Regions from separate parts of the Homo sapiens genome. Here all the other regions are linked to region 2. Evidence: chromatin loops called from intact Hi-C (ENCODE). Cell type or tissue: dorsolateral prefrontal cortex. All regions are shown on one strand. Each heading gives the region's core, and the rest is flanking DNA. Links, peaks and the distances in the headings are about the cores only.

Region 1 (6,036 bases), core at 1,693-4,192, 67 kb after region 2:
TAGAAGAAAAGGGTGGGCAAAAAGCTTTCTCCTCAAAAAATAACTTTTATGCCTTTTTATCTGAGAAATTAAAAAGTCAGCTGGATATGGTTGCTCACACCTGTAATCCCAGCACTTTGGGATGCCAAGGCAAGGAGGTGCTCAGGAGTTTGAGACCAGCCTGGGTAACATGGCAAAAACCCCGTCTCTACTAAAAATACAAAAATTAGCCTGGTATGGTGGCACACATATGTAGTCTCAGCTACTCAGAAGGCTGAGGTGAGAGGATTCTTTAAGCCCGGGAGATGCAGGTTGCACAGTGAACTGAGATCACACCACTGCACTCCTGCCTGTGTGATAGAGTGAGACCCTGTCTCAAAATAATAATAAAAAAAAAAAGAAACAGAAAAAGAAGTCTTTCCCAGAAACTGCCAAGGGACTCAGCAGCCAGTGTCATGTAGCCACTTAGAGCTGCACAAAAGGCTGGCAAAAGGAAATGGGACTACTACAACTGGCCTAGACCTCCCTAAGCCATCCCCTAGGGCTGAAAAAGAGCCCTTATTCCCTAAGGTCAAGGGATCTCCACCCCTACCTCAACAAAATAGGGGAGACTTCATGAGAAAGAAGTGGGGGTAATGATAGGCTGTATGGGTCTCTGAGTCATAGCTCCCATGTGTCTAATGACTTTAATGGCCACCAGTAGCTCCTGATGGTCCATGAGATGCACATCACCCACCAGCCTTGACTGGCAGTGGCACCTGGAAGCACGGTGTTGGGAAGTGTCTACAAATGAAGCATTTGTAGGATCCAAGGAAGGAAGTGCTGTGCTTTATAGCAATGGCTGCAGTGCACATGGCATAGGGGACTCACAAGCAGCTGAGTGCTCTGTGTGACCATTCTTTTCTTTCTTTCCTCACAGAATAGTCCCCACCCTGTGACAGGTGAGCTTCAGTTCATCCTAGTCTAATGGCAATTCCTATTTTCTTCCCCAACAAAACTAGTCCCCACACCGTCTCTGCTTCTGCTGCTGGGTATCTGAATGTCATCTGCTCATATTGAGGAGGAAAGGATGAAGCCCCGGAGAGGCATCGGCAGGTGGAATCCCACATTCCTCCTGACATCTGATTGAAGCACAAGTAAAACAAGCCTAATGCTGTCCTCACCAAGTTCTAAAGATGACAAACTGTACTATATACACAACCCTTGAATCAGAACTTGAGATAAATCGATTTGGAAACTTTGTACCTGAAAAATTGTCTCAACCTAAGAGCACCAGTATGTCTGCATCATTTTTAGTATCTATTTTTACAAACCACTTTTCAGAGGCACTATAGCAATAAGTCTAAAGTGTTCCATTTCCAAATCTGAGCATTTTTATGCAAACTTTTCATCTTCCTGGGGCATACGAGTCCAAGAAAAGCATTTCATTTATTGAAAGGTCTGCATTGCAAAGCTTTGCCCTGCTAGAATGCAGGCTCTATGACAGTGGGACTTTTGCCTGGTCTGTTCATTCAGTATCCTCAGCACCTAAGCCACTGCCTTATCTAAAGCGTTCCATAACTACTTTTCAGATTAATGTCACAGGATGTCCATTCCTCCTGTGCTATGTGATGTGTCCTCTACCACTTTCCCCTTGAAAATTAAGGTCTTGATGGAGCATCCTTTGACATCAGTGGCATGCCCCAGATGAGAAACAGGGCTATGTAGAAGGCAGGCAGGTTGAGTCAAAGCCATCTATTCAGTGTTAGGTGAAAGACTCAGGAGACAGAGCATGCAGCACAGGCACTGGTTATAGGTCCATAGGAACAGCTTTCTTCATAAGGAGCCATGCTGTGCCAGGAAGTCACTTAATAACAGCAAACACTTATATAAGTGCCAGGCCCGGTTGAAAGTGCTTTATTTACATTACCTGGCTTAATCCTCACAACAAGTCTATCAGGGAGATGCTGTTACTGTCACATCCTTTAACAGATAAGAAAACCGAGGCACCAAGTTAAATCGGCTGCTTGACGACTATCACACACACAGCAGCAGAACCTAGTCTACAAAACTGTAGACACAGAACCTAGATTCCTGGCACCCTGGTTTAAGTATCTGTGTGCATGACGTCTTCATCACAAGGTGGCCACTTTGGCTTCCGGGACCTCAGCCTTCTCTTTGTCAAAGCCAGGAGAAAGCGGGGTAGGATGATCGATCAATGGCTTTCCAACCATCTCAGCTCTAGCACTGTTTTTCAAAATAAATCTTACATGACCGACCAAATTCATAAAAACACAAAAGAGGAAGGTGGTTTACCAGGGGTTTGGGATGGAAGGGTCGAACGGGGAGTGGTTATTCAAAGGGTATAGAGTTTGTTTTGCAAGTGGAATAGTTCTAGAGATCTGTTTCACAGCAATGTGAATATGCTTTACTGAACTGTACAACTAAAAGTGGTTAAGATGGTAAATTTTACCTTCTATGTTCTTTATCACAAGAAAAAGAAGAAATTTTACCTGGCAGCTCGATAAGAAAAACAGGGGCAGGGCTGCCTGATTTAGCGCAAGCAGGGGCCCAAGATCCTAGCCTCTTGGCTTTTCCCAGATCCTTTCACCACCTCCACAAGAGCAGCCCCTAAGGCGGTTCCTCAGAGTACACGTTTAAAACCACAACACAGGACAACCTCTAAATTCTTTTTATGGTGATTCCAAAGCCTCAGATCAGATCATGCCTTCAAAAATCTCAATCTCAAAAACCCGCGGGGCCCCTCCATGCATAGATCATTTATAACTCCCCATCATGGTTCTTGAGATCTTCCACAATGTGGCCCCAGCTTAAGTGACCCCCTGAATCCTCCACTCCAGTCACATCTGACTCCACTCTTCGGCTTACTGGGTCAGGCACTGGCACGCCAGACATCACGATGTCCAATTTCCTGCTCCCGTTGCCTGCTAAATCCCATTTCCCTAGACTCTCCTATTCCCCTGTACTCAGAAATTATCACAACTGTCTCTTGAGCCTCTGTTCATTGCCTGTCTCATCCTCATTTGTGAAACAAAGGTGGTGCACTCAACTGGTACCCCAGCTCCAAAGGCTCTTTTGATTCCTACCTTAGCTATGGGTGAGACTTGATCTTCATCTCACTGTCACTCTGACAAGCTGCCCAATTCCCCTACCCTCTGTCTGTCCTGAGGGTTTTACAAGTACCCGGGACTCTCGGATGGAAGAGTTGGTGGGGAACAGTTGGGAAGAGACTCAGGTACAGAGGAGCTGTTGGTGATACCTCCTGCCATGGTTCTGACCCCAAGGAACAGGGAGAAAGTGGATACTAGGGAAGACAACCTCAGCCATGATCAGCCTGTAGGAAGGAGCACCACAGAAGGTAAATGGGAACACAGAGTCTCATTTTGTTGCCCAGGCTGGAGTGCAATGGTGCAAACTCGGCTCACTGCAACCTGCCTCCCAGGTTCAAGCGATTCTCCTGCCTCAGCCTCCCAAGTAGCTGGGATTACAGGGCATCACCGCACTAATTTTTGTAATTTTAGTAGAGTTGGGGTTTCACCATGTTGCCCATGCGGGTCTCAAACTCCTGGCCTCAAGCAATCTGCCTGCCCCGGCTTTCCAAAGTGCTGGGATTACAGGCATGAGCCACTGTGCCCTGGCACACGTTTTTAAGAAATAATCCTGACTAAAGCACAGAACAATTCTTATCTTTGTCTGTGAAGCTCCTTGCATCTTCCTGGAGTCCTGCAGTGACTGATGTTTCCATCATGTGTTCGCTCCACCAGCAGCCACAGTTGCCTGCCACTCACTACAGCACCCCCATCGCATACTCTGACCCAGCCCACGTAGAGTTGGCCGGAAGAGGGTACAGAATAGGAAAATAAGGCATCTGAAAGGGAAATGCATGCTTCCTAGTTTAGATCTGCATCAACTCCTTTGCCCAATACAGGAAATTATTTGGCTACCCAAACACAGTAACCCATTTCTCTTTGTTTGGGAACATGGTGATTATATACACAGGAGAGGGAGTAAATAAGATAAAGGACATAATGTGAGCTAGATTTTTCATTTGGTGAGCAGAATGAAAATCATTTGAACATATCCCTATGGAAAAAATAATCAATTTTTCATAGACTTGCTATAGGTTTCATAAAATATATTGCACACATATTTTTAAAGTAAGAAAGTGGCTTTTTAATGATACTTAAAATATACAACATGGCAAGATTTAAAATGTGTTGGAGGCTTGAAGTTTGGTACTGCCTGCTAAAATATAGATGATATGGATAAGCCTGTCTTCTTGGGATAAATGTGAGAACTAGTTTATCTTATTATAAAGCTAATAGGAAGGAACTTGGTATTCAGGCAGTTGAGTAATTGGTATAAATCCTCCCAAGATAGTACATCCCCTAAACTTCTACCATTTAGCGGTTGCCTATTGGTCTGTGTGCATTAAATAACTACTCTTAACCCAGAGGCTAGCAAAATATTGTTCACGTAGAAAAAGTCAACCAAAAGCGGAGTAAGCATGGTCGCCACCAATAGAAGTATGAACACCACTCGTTCAACAGATACTTCCCAAGCAGTGCTCTAGGGCGAGAATATAGACACACAATCAAGGTGGTCTGGGTTTTCAATCCCTCTTCCAGGCAGACTAGCTCAGCTTTTATGAGCAACTGGCTCGATTTTCTACAGCGATGGGCAAGCTTTTCACAGGAACACATCTCCATTGAAAGTGAAAGTAGTGAAAGTCCATGCCCCATAGCTTTGTCCAGCCTCTTACAAGCATTTAACGCAGATCTACAGGGCACAGGTAAGAACATAGAGGACAAACGCAACTGGAGAAACAGACATCTTCAAAGCCACTGCTGGTGGGTCGTCAGGGCCCTCCCTGTCCACAGAGCACAGGCTGCCCATTTGTCACAGTTATAAAAATATCAAGGTTTTTTCTCCACTCTCTGCCAAATAGGGATGTGCCTGGCATGTAAATAGCACTTCGTATATATGAATGAATGGGTGGATTAAAGAGAGAGACAATAAAGATTTTTAAAATGTACTTGCAGCAGATCCAATAGATGAAGAGCCAAGTTTACCAGAAAAATCACTCAGGTTTGCTATTCTTTGTTACACAATAAGTTAAATACTATTTCACTCTTTTGTGTCTAGCACCTTGCTTCAAGGAGCTATGATGACATTAAACATCACTGACTTCAGAGAATTTAGAGTCTAGCTGAGAAGACAAGTAACATGCCAAACTTATGATACCAAAGGTCAAAGAATGAGGAGTTTGCAGAAGGAAAGGTCACTTCGGACCAAGTTGGCTGAGAGGACTTCTGGGAGCCTTAAGAAGGACTTTAACAAGGGCATGGAAATATGGTAGGCTTTGAGTTACTAAAGGGTCACAGGCGGCATTTCACAGAGGTAGAAAAACAGAAACTAAGAGAAGCAGAAATAAGCATAGAGTTGGCCCGATAGCAATGACAGACCGCACCTGTCCTAATCCAGAGCTGTAGGAAATAGAGCTCTTATAGGGTGGGACCTTCAAGTGGAAGAAAGGATAACAAGCTGCCTGTGAAGTTGATTTGTTACATCGGGGAGGCATTCTAGGATCTTGAGTATGAGCGACAGGGAGTTCCTTCAGCATGATGAGAATTCACTGTAGGATTCCTTTCAAAAGCATGCTCCCCCTGACATTGAGTTAATGATTTCATTTGCACTCAGCTTTTCAATATCCCATCTCAGTCGTTCCCAATTTATGGACCACAGAGTTATGGCAGAGGTCTCTGAAGTCATATAAGCACTGCCTAGAGAGCAAGGAAGAACTCGCTCCCATACAGTGCCACTATTTTGTTCCAATAGACGTAGATACTGTGTGAGACATAAAATGCAAATGCATTCAAAAGCAACAGTAACCTGAGTTGCCTCAGGCACAAGCCTATGGCTACATATGAAGTCACTTCATCAATAACCCAAATGTCACTGGCTCCAATCTTCCCTGCTGCTCAAGCAGGACCTCAGCCTCCAGTAAAATGCCCTCTCCGGCATCTCTAGGAGTTCCCAGGGATTTTGCACTCATCC
Region 2 (6,036 bases), core at 1,352-3,851:
AAGCCTCTCACTGCCCCGGGGCGGTGGCGCCGGCCGGCCAGCCGCTCCCAGTGCGGGGCCCACAGAGCCCACACCCACTCGGAACTCGCGCTGGCCTGCTAGCACCGCGCGCAGCCCCGGTTCCCGCCCGCACCTCTCCCTCCACACCTTCCCGCAACCAGAGGGAGCTGGCTCCCGGCCTCGACCAGCCCGGAGAGGGGCCCCCACAGCGCAGTGGCGGGCTGAAGGGCTCCTCGAGCATGGCCAGAGCGGACGCCGAGGCCGAAGAGGTGCTGAGAGCGAACGAGGGCCGCCCCTCGTTGTCACCTCTCACAACCACGCTGTCTCGTAAAAGGGCTGATGTTACATGTGACAAAACAATTAGAAAACAATATAGGGTGTACTGGACATCAGTTATTTTTGCTGCTCAATATCCATTTACCACTCTTTTGATTAAATAGAAGCCAGTGCTCAGTGGGCATATTCTGGTGCTGATGTTTCTACTTTCCAGGCTCAAGAGGTAGAAAATTGTGATCCCACCTGGCCATTGGGACCCTGATCTCCACCAACCACAGGGCCAGCTTCAGGAACAGCTGGATCCACCTGCTCCAATGAAACAGGTCTGATCTTTGTGGCCTTGGCTCCCATTTCAGGCAGCTGTTCCCACAAAGTAGCAAAGATCATCACCAACAGTTGTAAGCACATAACCTACCAGTTTAGCAACCCCAACAGATTTCTTTTTAAATACTTCTTTCCCCAAAACTCCAATAAAAGTCCTGAGCTGAATATGAATTGACCACTTTTGGTCACGTCCCTTTCTTGGAACCAATGGCGTTGCCAGATAAAATACAGGATGCCTCTCTAAATTTGAATTTCAGATAAACAATACATTGTTTTTAATATAAGTATTCTCCATGCAAAAGACATTAATAATAGTAATAAACATAATAGTAGTAAAAAAAAATCATAGTTGCTTATCTGAAATTTAACTGAGTATTTTGGTTTGTTTTTGCTGTTGATGTTTTGCTAATTCTGGCAACTCTTAAGAGCCAATCAACACAGCCAAGAGAGGCGGAAGAGGGTACCTTTAGGCCAGAGCTGGGATACGCACCCACCCCACAGCAGGAAAGTAGGGTCACCTCATCTAAGCCACATGGGCTGATATGGGGAAAAGGATAGGTCCCCAAAAGAAAACCAGGTACTCCTCCAAGGAGAGGGGGGATGGATGTTTAGAAGCCAAGACAACAGATGTGCGCTAGAATTGAAGTGGGTCCCTCTAAGGAAGAAGAGCATATGTTTTTGGCGGAGGTGAGGGGCCTGTGGACCAGCTGAGTGGGGAAGAGACAGCCTGAGCCCACTCCTCCTCAACCTTCTTTGTGTTTTTACCCACACACATTTGCCAGATTGCTTGAAAAAGGCAACAGCTGTGGAAACTGACAGTTTACAGTTGTGATAAATCGCATTAGTAAAGTATTTCAATTAAAGTGATATCTAACTAAAAAACAAGAAGGCATCTCTGAACAAATAAATTAGTCCTTCAATTTGTGGAGCCTTTGTGTGGAAGATCTCAGCCCTTACCTACTCTCCTATTGTTCTGCTTTTCTCCAGGAGAGGGCCTGCCACAGGGTGTGGGGATGCTTCATTATTTCCATTGAGGAAGGGGCGAAGACTAAGGATGCATGCAAAAACACAAAATCTGTAACTAGGCATTTATTTCATTCCCTTTGGGTATTTCTTAAGCACTAAAATCCAAACTCAGTCTCAGATTTGCTGTAATTTCCCTCATTGTGTTTCAGGAGAGAAGGCATTCAAGAGTCTCCCTGTGGGGTCCGCCTGTCCGGCCCCATCAGCGGGGTGGCCAGGCCCCACAGGGCTGTGTTCTCTTTCCTAAGCCAATTCATCTACATCTGTAACACTTTAAAAGGAACTCAGGGGCATGTCTTCCCCAGCAGATGCTTTTTCCTCGGTTTAGGGTTTAGAAAGTCATTCTCCTGCACAAAATGAATGGCCCAGAGACTCACTGAGCCCCTTGTTCTCCTAGGGTCAGGGCCAGCATAACCCCCAGACCGCAGGGGCCCAGGGCCCTACAATGGGCTCCACGCCTTCACCTCCCTTCCCTTCCCACCCCTCCTGCCCACGAAATCACATCCCCCTCTCCAAATTCTCCACTTCAGCTTAATTTTCAGCAGATCCATTACCCTGCCAGTTAGTAATTCAGGACTAATTAGGTGATTGCTTTCATTTATGGTAGCAATTGGGAGGGGGGATGAAATGGCATTGCCCCTATTCTTGTTGGAAAAATAAATTACGCCCATTGTTACTGGAGATCTTATTTTTCCCCCAATCAAGCAAATTAGCAGCTTGGTTCATTTTCCCAGCATTCACTCCTGAGCAGACGGCAGCGCCCTGGAATGTGGCTTAGAGCTGTGTGGTCAGTGCAATTGTTTGGAGCTGTTTGTGCCAACAATGAGAGGACCCGGCTGTCTCCCAAAGGACGAGTGGCACTTGTCTTCCTTAACCCAAGGAGTTGTTGCGAGCGGCAGCCAGGCCGGGCTTCTCAGGAAGACGTACACCGCCATCTAGTGGACACCGGGGATAACTGCAACGTGTTCGTTCCCTGCGTTTTCTTCTGGTCAGTGAGGACAAGCAATTATGTTTCTAGTAAGTTACTAAAAATAGGGTGGATTCTTTCAATCTCCGGGAGCGAGGAAATGTTTGCCTCAATAGCTGTAATGAAAGTGCAATTCAAGGCTTGCATAACGTCTCTTTTCTGGGTAGCTCGCCTCGGTACTGATTTTCTGGTCCAAAACAGGACTGTTGGCATGGTCTGAGTGAGGTGGGGCAGTTCTCCCGCGCTCAAGTCTAAACAGAGGACTGAGAGTGTCAGTACCTCCAGGCAAGTGGCTCCTTTATCTCAGCAGCCTCTCCATCATCATCACCCGTGTCTCACCATAGCAAGCCTATTTCTGAAGTGCGTGAAATACAGGCGTTCAAAAGCTGGCTTGCTCACACCCAGGGGCACAGCCACTTCCCAATGGAAGTCAGAGCCCCCCCAAATCCTAATACTGGGTGCTGAGGGGGTGCTCATTCTCCACCCCCTAACAACATATGCTTTCATGTCTTTTTTCTTTCCACTCATTCTACTTACAGAAACAACACATTTGTCTCTCCCTGGTTTACAACGAGAACCATGATTTGCCTGGGGTTTGTGAACAGGAAGGATAGCAGTGGGGGAACAAATACATCGCAGTATGGGTGGGATTCGGTCAATAGTTCTCTACCACGGGCGATTTTGCCCCCCCCGCCTCCTCCCCGGAGACATTTGGAAATGTCTTGGTACATTTTAGGTTGTCACAACTTGGGAGGCCAATAAATATTGTCCAATGCCCGGGAAAGTCCCCCCACCGCAAAGAATTATTCAGCCCAAAATGTCAATCCTGCTGAGGTTGAGGAAGCCTGGTTTAGGGTAACAAAGATTGCCCTGCAGTAATGGGGTTATGATAACATTGATTGTCCTCAAATGAGCCACACTGCAGAGACTAGATAATTCATCCTCTCCCAAGTCAGTATTTACCACCTTTTTTCTTTTAGACTCTTCCATTTTAAACATAATTTAGCTGTCTTTTTTAATTTTTTTTGTGTGTGCCGCTGGGAAGAAAAAGGATTGAAAGGGGGGAGGGGAAGGCGACAGAAAAGGAGGATTAGAAGCATGACCTGTTTCTCCTGGAAGAGCTCGGCACATTCCTGTCTCAGATGTGCTTTGTGACCGAGCAGGGTACAATTAAAAGCACAATAATTTGCTTGTTATTCAAGTCAGGCATTAGTCCGGGTAATGGCGTGCTTGGTGGAGAGATGGATTTCCTTGTTAGGAGCTAAGCACAGGATTAGCTGAATTCTCCATGGAGAAATCTTGATTTGTTCAAGGTCTTTCATGTTTTCTACAGAGAAGGGATTATGTCTTCTTAAAGAGGTTCCTTGCTTAAAAAGCTACAAAGTATAAGAAAAGGATTTAGGGCAGAGGGGCCTGTGGTTAAGTAGCTGAGGGGTATAGGGAATTTTAGAGCAAAGGATTATTTAAAGCCATAAAGTTCAAAAAATAATTGGTTTAGCACTACTGGGTCAGCGCTGGCAAGTGCGCGGTAAAGGCAGTTAAGCATGAGCTAATATTCATTTTACTTTGACTAATTATTGCATGGGTCCAGGAGAGAGACGCGAAAGAAAACATGGCCCCTCCTTGGCAATCAGAGCGTGCCTTGTTTTTAGTTTCTTTGCCTTACAGGCACACTTATATGTTGGGATGCCCAGAATCCATGCATCACAAGGCCCTTATTACATAAAACACAGGAAAATTGTTCTCTCAAAATAGAACAGCACATGCCGTGCTATCCCAGTGACCAAGAATAAACCACTATTAGTGTTAACTCTATTGATTTCATCAGCCAGAGAGGACATGAAGTAAAACAATCCTGACTGCACCCAATGCCCCTGCCTAAGTCTAGGTGAGCAGTTCTCAGCCAGGGGCAACTCTGTTCCTCAGGGGACACTTGGCAATGTCTGGGGACATTTTTAGTTGTCACTACTGGGGAGGTGCTGCTGGCATCCAGGATGCAGAGGCCAGGGATGCTGCATAACATCCTACAATGCACAGAATAGCCCTCACCACAAAGAATTGTCTGGCCCAAAATGTCAACACTACTGAAATTGAGAAATCCCGGTCTAGACAGAGGTGATGTTTTACTTTTAGTTAGTTAAAGGATTTCAGAATTCTCCCTTCCCCACATCCATAACTGATGATTATCAGATGACCATAATTATTGTTGACTGCCACACTTTTCTTCCCCTTTTCAACACTGGGCCTTGTTACAATTCTGGAAATAAAGTGCTGTCAAGGGAAACCTGCCCTCGGTATGCCAGGGCCATCCAAGATTTGTGGTTGTGCCTCCCTACTCCTTCCACAATGGACACACACCCAAGAAGAATAAAGCTGCCTTCTCTGCAATTTCCCCAGATTCTGAATTTTGAAGACTTTTCTTCCCTTTTCTAAGATTACTGTTCCTCCCTGCATGACAAGTGTTCAGTTAAATCATTTGTCCTGCGGCTTTAAAGGAGTTAAGAGCCCACAGCTTCAAGATATCCATTTTCTCCCTGGTGACTGATGATTCTTATCCCGAGGGAGGTGAATGCCTGGGACAGGAGCTTCTACAAACCTAGTTAAAGCCAAAGGGCTGTGAATCAGGACCATTCCAAGGCATAGCCATCAACTCTCTGGGACATCCTCAAGGATGTACTTAACCTCCAGCTACAGGAGAAGATGGGGGAAGACAGAGGGTTTCAGAAGGGGAGTTAGAGGGCACCTGGAGAATTAAAGGTGGACACACTAAAACTAAACCCTACCCCTGTTGCCTTGCACAGATCAACACAGAACAGCCCCGGGTCCCACCGGCCAGCCCTTCTCTGCACCCTGTCTAAGCTCATCTCTCTGCCTTGCCCTCACTCCCATTCAGTACATTCTCAGTGCAGTCGTCACCATGATCCTGAAAATCTCAAGTCCTATCATGTCACTTCCAAACTCAAAACCCCTCAAATGCTCCCATCTTGCTCCAAGTAAAAGCAAAAACCCTTCTTTTCACTCTCTCCCTTCCTTCCTTCCTTCCTCAATCTTCCTCCCCACAACACACCCCTGCTTCTCCTGGCCTCATCTTCCATTCTTCACCTACCTCACAGTCTTCTCACTTATTCTACCCTTGCTTAGAATGTTTTTCCTCTCCATATCTTCTGGGGCTGATCCCTCAAATCTGCCCAGATGTCCCCTTCTCGTTGGAGGCACGCCATCTTCCTCCTTCATGCTTTATTTTTCCACCACACTTATCATCTTGTAATATGCTGAGAGCTTTAGTTATTTTATTTCTGAGACTTTACCCCACCCCACCCCTCACTCCCAGATTGCAAGGGCAGGATCTTCGTATACTTTGTTTTCACTAGTATAGCTAGGACTAACTATAGTGCCTGACCCCAGGGAGGCACTCAAATATTTGTTGAATAACTGAGCAAATGGAC
Region 3 (6,036 bases), core at 1,705-4,204, 820 kb before region 2:
CACAAATTTCAATATTACCTTGTCTCTGAGGCGCACAAAGCATTTTGCATAGATGATTCTTTCTCAAAAGAGTCATACACCACAAGAAGGTGGCAAAGATTTTTACTATTCTTCTATTACAAACAGAGAAACTGAGTCATGCTGAGGTTCCTTGCTTTTGTGCAATAACTAAAATGTCTTTTGAAGACAGATGTGCCTTAAATGCTGTTAACAATGAGGCTATGTGAGTATCATGTAAGTTTCTATGTTTGACAGTTATTTTTTGAAAGAGCAACCCCCCAACTCCACCTCTTTACAATTATAGCAATAGCTGGGTAGCTTATGAACCCTGTTTCCTTGCCTTATGCTTACAATTTATGGGCAATCTTCATATTTTGATATAAGGATCCACACTGGGAACCTAGTAGGCACACAAGAAATGTTCTCAACCCAAGTATTATCAGGGGTATTCCTTCACTTTTGTCATCTTCAGAAATGGGGAACAGTATGAACCCTACATGCTTTTCGTGACTAGCTTCAACAAACCCCCATGCAAATGCACTGGGATGTTGGCAGAGCAGGAACTGATCCAATTGAGTTACAGCTCCTCGACAGTGATCTGAATATTTGCTTAAGATTTGCGACCTCATCCATGGTGGTGCATCAGGGTGAAATGAACAAAGCGTGAGAGTTGGAGATACAAAGGGGGAGCAGAGGACCTCCTGGTACCAGTCTGGCAAGGAAAATTGACTGAGGGTTATCATGTGTCCAAGGGTCACATCTAAGTCTTCCAAGTGGCTTTTATATCAATCTATCTGTATAGGAGGGTCTTAGTCAGTTCGGGCTGCTATAACAAAGCACTGTAGGCTCAATGGCACATAAACAACAGAAATTTATTTCTCACATTTCTGGAGGCTGGAAGGCTGAGATGAGGGTGTTAGCATAGCTGGGTTCTGGAGAGGGCCCTCTTCTGGATTACAGACTGTCAACTTCTTATTGTGTCCTTACATGGTGTAAGAAGAACAGGCACTCTCTGGGGTCCCTTTCATCAAGGCACTAATCCCATTCATGAGGGCTCCACCCTCATGACTTAATCACCCCCCTCAAAGGTCTCACCTCCTAAAACCATCACCTTAGGGGTAAGAATTTCAACATAGGAGTTTTTGGGAATACACGAACATTCAGTTCATAACAAGGACTCTAAAAAGAAATAATATGTTTTAAATTCCTACTTTGTGCCAGGTACTTGGCTATACTGACCAGGTACCATGGACAAGATACTTAGGGTTTCCTTCCTGGTTTCTCTCTGTAGATCCATTATCTAATTCTCTGTCTAACTATGTAGCCAACTTACAAAAGACAGAAGGCAGTTTACAAGACCCAAAAATTTAGTAAGAAACCTATACCGAGGATCAGTCGGGAGGTGGAGGCGTGGATACAGAGGCGTTACTGTCATAAGGAGGGCTCCCTCTCAGCCAGCACAAACTGGAAGCGTATCGACAAAGGCAGGCCACCCCTTCGCGGCTGTATCGATTTCCTTTCTGGCTTGCAGGCAGTTTACTGCTGTTACATGTCCACGCAGCACAGCCCCAGGCCAAGAGGAACCGCTGTCCCCGCAGTGCGTTGCAGGGAGGGAGAGGCCCCTGATCACGCCTGCCTGGTGCTGTTCCTTCCTATCTCTCCCATCCTTTGTGTCTGCAGTTCAGACTGCTTTTTCTCATTCTTGCCGGTGGAGTTTTCAAAAGCAAAAATCCTGCTTTCTTCAGCCACTCGGAGAGTATACAGTATATCTGATGTCTGAGACATCAAACAAATGCTTGTGCTCACAGAGCAGAAATAATCCCAGACAAAAGACTACGGCCATGGGGAGAATACGAAAGAGAGAGGGTCGGGAAATTACCAGGCAAGTCGAAGAACAGGCTGTTTCACAAACAGCCTGTGAGAAGTAGGAAAGTAGGAAGCCCGAGCTGTGGGGAATCTGCTGGGACCACCCTGACCCCAGCCCCCACCAACAGTGCCCACACCAGGGAACCGTCCCTTTACTCATAAATCGGTAGCTGCACCTCCTTCTCCTTGCAAGCAGAGTCTGGAACAGTCTCACAAACGTTCCTAAACGTGGGCACAGACGTTCAGTTGTGAACACACGTATGTGCACCCCCTAGGAAGGAACTGATCCCAGTCTAGCATTCTCATAGAAAAGCCAGGTTGCTCGGCGTCCGGGGAAGCAGAACCCAGTTCTCAGTTCCTTTCTCTCCCGGGGCTGCGGGGCTCTCGGAAGGAGACGGGAGTTGACAGGAATCCGTGGGATTTCCTCTTCAGCACCTGCCTCCTGGCCACACTCCCACCCGCTCTGCCTGTCTTTTCCCCTGCGTGGCAGCCTGATCCGTGAGGCCCTAAGAGTGAAGGGGTGAATTAATTGGAGGAGGAGAGAGGAAAGGCGAGGGCAGGGGAAAACTCCACAAATCAAAGGGGTTTATCTCCCAGAGGGCTGGTGGGAGTGAGCCATACTCACAATAGCGATTCAAGTTCACCTTGTGTGAAGGTAAAGAGGTGTTTTAATGGCTCTGTAGAAAGTGGGGCGGAGAGAGAAAGAGGGATAGAAAATCAAAAGAGAGAGAGAAAGAAAGAGAGAGAGAGGTGCAAATCCAAATGTCGATGTGTAGACATAGTGAGGAGAGCCTGCTGGCTGACAGGGTGATTTATTGGATTCTTCCAGTTAATCACTGCCGGCCTGTGGCCAAACCGATCTCCAGCAAAGCTGAAAGGCAGCCGAGGGAAACAGGCTTATAAGCATAAAGCCGCATAATGGTGTTCAATGAAGTGTGAGACTTTTAGTTCAGTCTCGCTGAGCCGGCCGCACCGCCGGAATGTCAAAGAGGGATTGTGGGTGGAAAAATTATGGATTTAAACTGCTAGCTGTAAATGAGGTCAATATGTCTGGTTCATAAACAGTCCGAGCCTATTCCAAGAATGCAGTGAGGGGGAAAATTAGCGTGAAGCCAACACTGTAGACAAACCTCATTGAGATATAATTGCAGCTATAAATACAAGCGAAAAGCTTACCGAGTGCAATAAAATACAGACACGCTTTTTTATTCCCCTTCTTCTTCCTTCTTTGAATCTATGCATTTGTTAAGGGTTGTGCATCCCTAATGCTCCCTTCATCTCTCCCTCCCTCTCCTAGTGACACCCAATGTTGCAATTAATTGAGTGTTCTTGATCTCTCATTCCATTTTATTCAGGCGAGATTGGAAAAAATCAAAAGAGCACATCTAAAGCATTTTCTTCCCTTTTGCTTTTCTATTTGAATCAGGTTGAAATGTGTGAAAAAAAAAAGCAGCGCTTATTTTTTATAAGGGGGAAAATCCAAGTATAAAGTCTTTTTAAACTAATACATCTGTTAGATTATTTGAATCTCAATTTAATGAAGGGACATGAACGGCACCCACAGGATCCTATGGTTTGCATTCTTTGGAGGGCTACCTGGTCTTGGCTCATAAAACATTGACTTAAATGAATATGTTTTTTTTTTCTTTTTCTTCTTTTTCTCCCGCCTCCCCTTTTTAAAAAAAAAAAAACTCGAAAGACTCTCATTACTGTGTTTTGTACTCAAGCTCAAAGGATAGAGGACAGACATTAGCAAACTTGCTTTGCCCAGTTTAAAAGCCGATACAGTAATAAATTGAAGTCTAATAGCTCTGGTCAGGCTGCCTTTCCCCCTAAACCAATTGATTTAAATGGCAGTAATTTGGCCAGCGAGGCTAGTCCTGTTTAAATTAAACCCATTAATATAATAGCACAAGTCCTGAATGAAATCCATCTGCAAGAAAGGCTCCACCGGTCAGTAGTTTCATAACTGCCCAGGGACGTCCTAAAACGCCCACAGTCGTGTGAACAGGAATTACAGATTACAGGCAAGACCCTGAAAGGCTCCTGATGAGAGAGAGAGAGAAAAAGAGACAGAGAGAAGGATATGAAAACAATTGTGTGAGCACACACATTCAAAGCAAGTGGGAAACCGACCTGAAGATTTCAAGGGAAATGACCTTGGTTATTAGTAACAGTGAAAGGTTAATTGTATTAATAACAACAAGCAGCGGTGCTGCAGGAAAAGCCCTCAGCATCTTCTTTTCCTCCCCCCTGTCTCAGTAAGGAGACATTTTTCCTCTTTAACTGTTCTGCCTAGACCCCATGGCCCAAAAGGACAAAAATAATTTCTTCAAAGCGGGAATTTGATCTTTGCAGCTGAAGGTGTATGTGTGTATGTATTTCAGTGCTGGCTCTCGAGACAGTGTCTCTGCTGTGTCTACGCTTGGTTCAGAGTGCATGTCCTTTGCTAGTTTACATTAAGTTGACCAAGCAAGTGGGATTTGGATTTGAGAATCAGGAACGCAGCTGCCGGTTTTATCACTAAGTCTGAGTCAGTGTTTAAACCTGAGCAAATTGTCTGCCATCTGTTCGAAGGGAAGAGATGCTTCCTAAACAGAACAGAAAGAGCTTGAACTAAGGAACTGTGGAATTGTAGGGACTTCAGCATTTATGTGGATTTGAAGGGTGACAGTAAAATAATGCCACACATGTTCACAGGTGGCTGATGGAAGGAGCTTAATTACTTTAAGGCCACACTCTGAATCCAGCTCTTACAAAGCCAGTAGGAGGCGGTACGGGTCTAAGAGTGAGATTAGGGTTAGGGAGCAGGGCTTCTGGGTTCCAGCCCATTTCTGTCATTTGTCAGCTGTGCAGTCATGGAGAAGCACCTTCATTTGAGTTTGCTTCCTCATTGAAAAGAAAAAAAAAAAGGAAGAATACTTGTTCTGCATTCCTCACATATTGTTGTTGGAATCAAGTGAAAAGGTGCATGAGAAAGTCCTTGGCAATCAATAAAGCATTAAATATATTTAAGATAGTAGTACTAGTCACTGTACCATTATTATTAGGCTTACTAACAAGGCAATAATTAATAACTATTATATAAGTTATTATATAACTATTTTATATGTAAATATATAGATACAAAATTATAACAAAATTGTATAGCTGTATCCACTCTTTATCAGGTGCTTACCATGTTTGGGATATTGTGATAGGTTCTTGCACATGAAATGCTCTTTTATTTACTTTCATACAACCCTGAGAGGTAAATATTATTATTATCCTCTATTTTATAGACAAGGAAATATAAGCTTTCTTCTGTATTCAGTTTTAATATTCTTTGAGGATACGTAATGATTTCCTTCCTCAGAATTGCTACCACATTTCTTTACCCAATTATTTGCACTTCAGATCAGTGGATCTAAGCAATGAATGCACATTAAAATCACAAACACATTTTTGTTTGTTTTTAATACTGATGTTTAGGGCCTACCCCAGAGCTTCTAAATTTGGTAGTTCTATGTTACACTCAGGATGAGAAATACTAGATTAGTCTATCTGGAGAGGAAGAATTTGAACAAGTATCCCACTACTCCTTACAAACATTGTGTCTTATTCTGCATGATTAAAACACACACACACACACACACACACACACACACACACACACCTTGAGTTTACAAACAAGGAAATGTCAAAATTTTTTGTGACTGCTTCCATAATTTTCTCCTGAAGCAGTGAAACAACAGCATAACCGTAGACCTTTTTACAAATGCCTTCCTTCCTGGTGAGAAGATAATATTGGTTATCCTTTTAATCTGGATAAGATGAGGCTATCTTTACAAAGCGTAAAAGCCCACTCTCTGAGTGACAGTCCCTTTTGCAACTACCACACTCTGGTGATGCTGCACAGCTGGTGATGGGGGGATGCACCCAACAGGTGAGAGGTCAAGAGTGAGAGCGGGGGCTCACCCATTTCCACATCAGGGTGCTATTTAGGGAAATTCATTTGCTGCCTCTTCTTTAATGGAGTTTTGAGCCATATCATACCCAAGTGGGTTGATCTTAACACAATATACACAGGTAATTTACATGAAATAGGAAGTAAATAAATTCTTTTCTATGTACATGATAGTTGCTGAGTCCTACTGTAATCTATATATAACCAAGTATAGCTAATAACAA

The links. Peaks named below come from ENCODE experiments on the same cell type or tissue, not always from the same donor. Only the 100,000 strongest peaks of a DNase experiment are listed, where the experiment ranks them.
Region 1: a loop joins it to region 2, with 7 times the contacts of the local background. A loop is called at or near these places in 7 of 110 quality-filtered maps.
Region 3: a loop joins it to region 2, with 4 times the contacts of the local background. A loop is called at or near these places in 2 of 110 quality-filtered maps.

Annotation. Positions count from the first base shown.
Region 1 is chr9:78,369,856-78,375,891 of GRCh38, reverse strand. All of the region lies in intron 1 of LOC107987083 (a long non-coding RNA gene), which reads right to left. Among named protein-coding and RNA genes, the nearest start is that of PSAT1, 76 kb to the right of the region's middle. In dorsolateral prefrontal cortex, for the core only: no CTCF peak of the experiment used is centred there; no DNase peak of the experiment used is centred there; H3K27me3 peaks cover 1,606 bases.
Region 2 is chr9:78,436,174-78,442,209 of GRCh38, reverse strand. All of the region lies in intron 2 of LOC107987083 (a long non-coding RNA gene), which reads right to left. Among named protein-coding and RNA genes, the nearest start is that of PSAT1, 140 kb to the right of the region's middle. RefSeq lists an enhancer at 1,306-4,922. In dorsolateral prefrontal cortex, for the core only: CTCF peaks have their summits at 2,370 and 2,571 (motif pointing left); DNase peaks (open chromatin) are centred at 2,539, 3,284 and 3,779; H3K4me3 peaks cover 1,357 bases; H3K27ac peaks cover 1,202 bases.
Region 3 is chr9:79,253,699-79,259,734 of GRCh38, reverse strand. No RefSeq gene overlaps it. Among named protein-coding and RNA genes, the nearest start is that of LNCARSR, 310 kb to the left of the region's middle. RefSeq lists an enhancer at 2,426-4,028. In dorsolateral prefrontal cortex, for the core only: no CTCF peak of the experiment used is centred there; a DNase peak (open chromatin) is centred at 2,843; H3K4me3 peaks cover 1,902 bases; H3K27ac peaks cover 556 bases; H3K27me3 peaks cover 1,110 bases.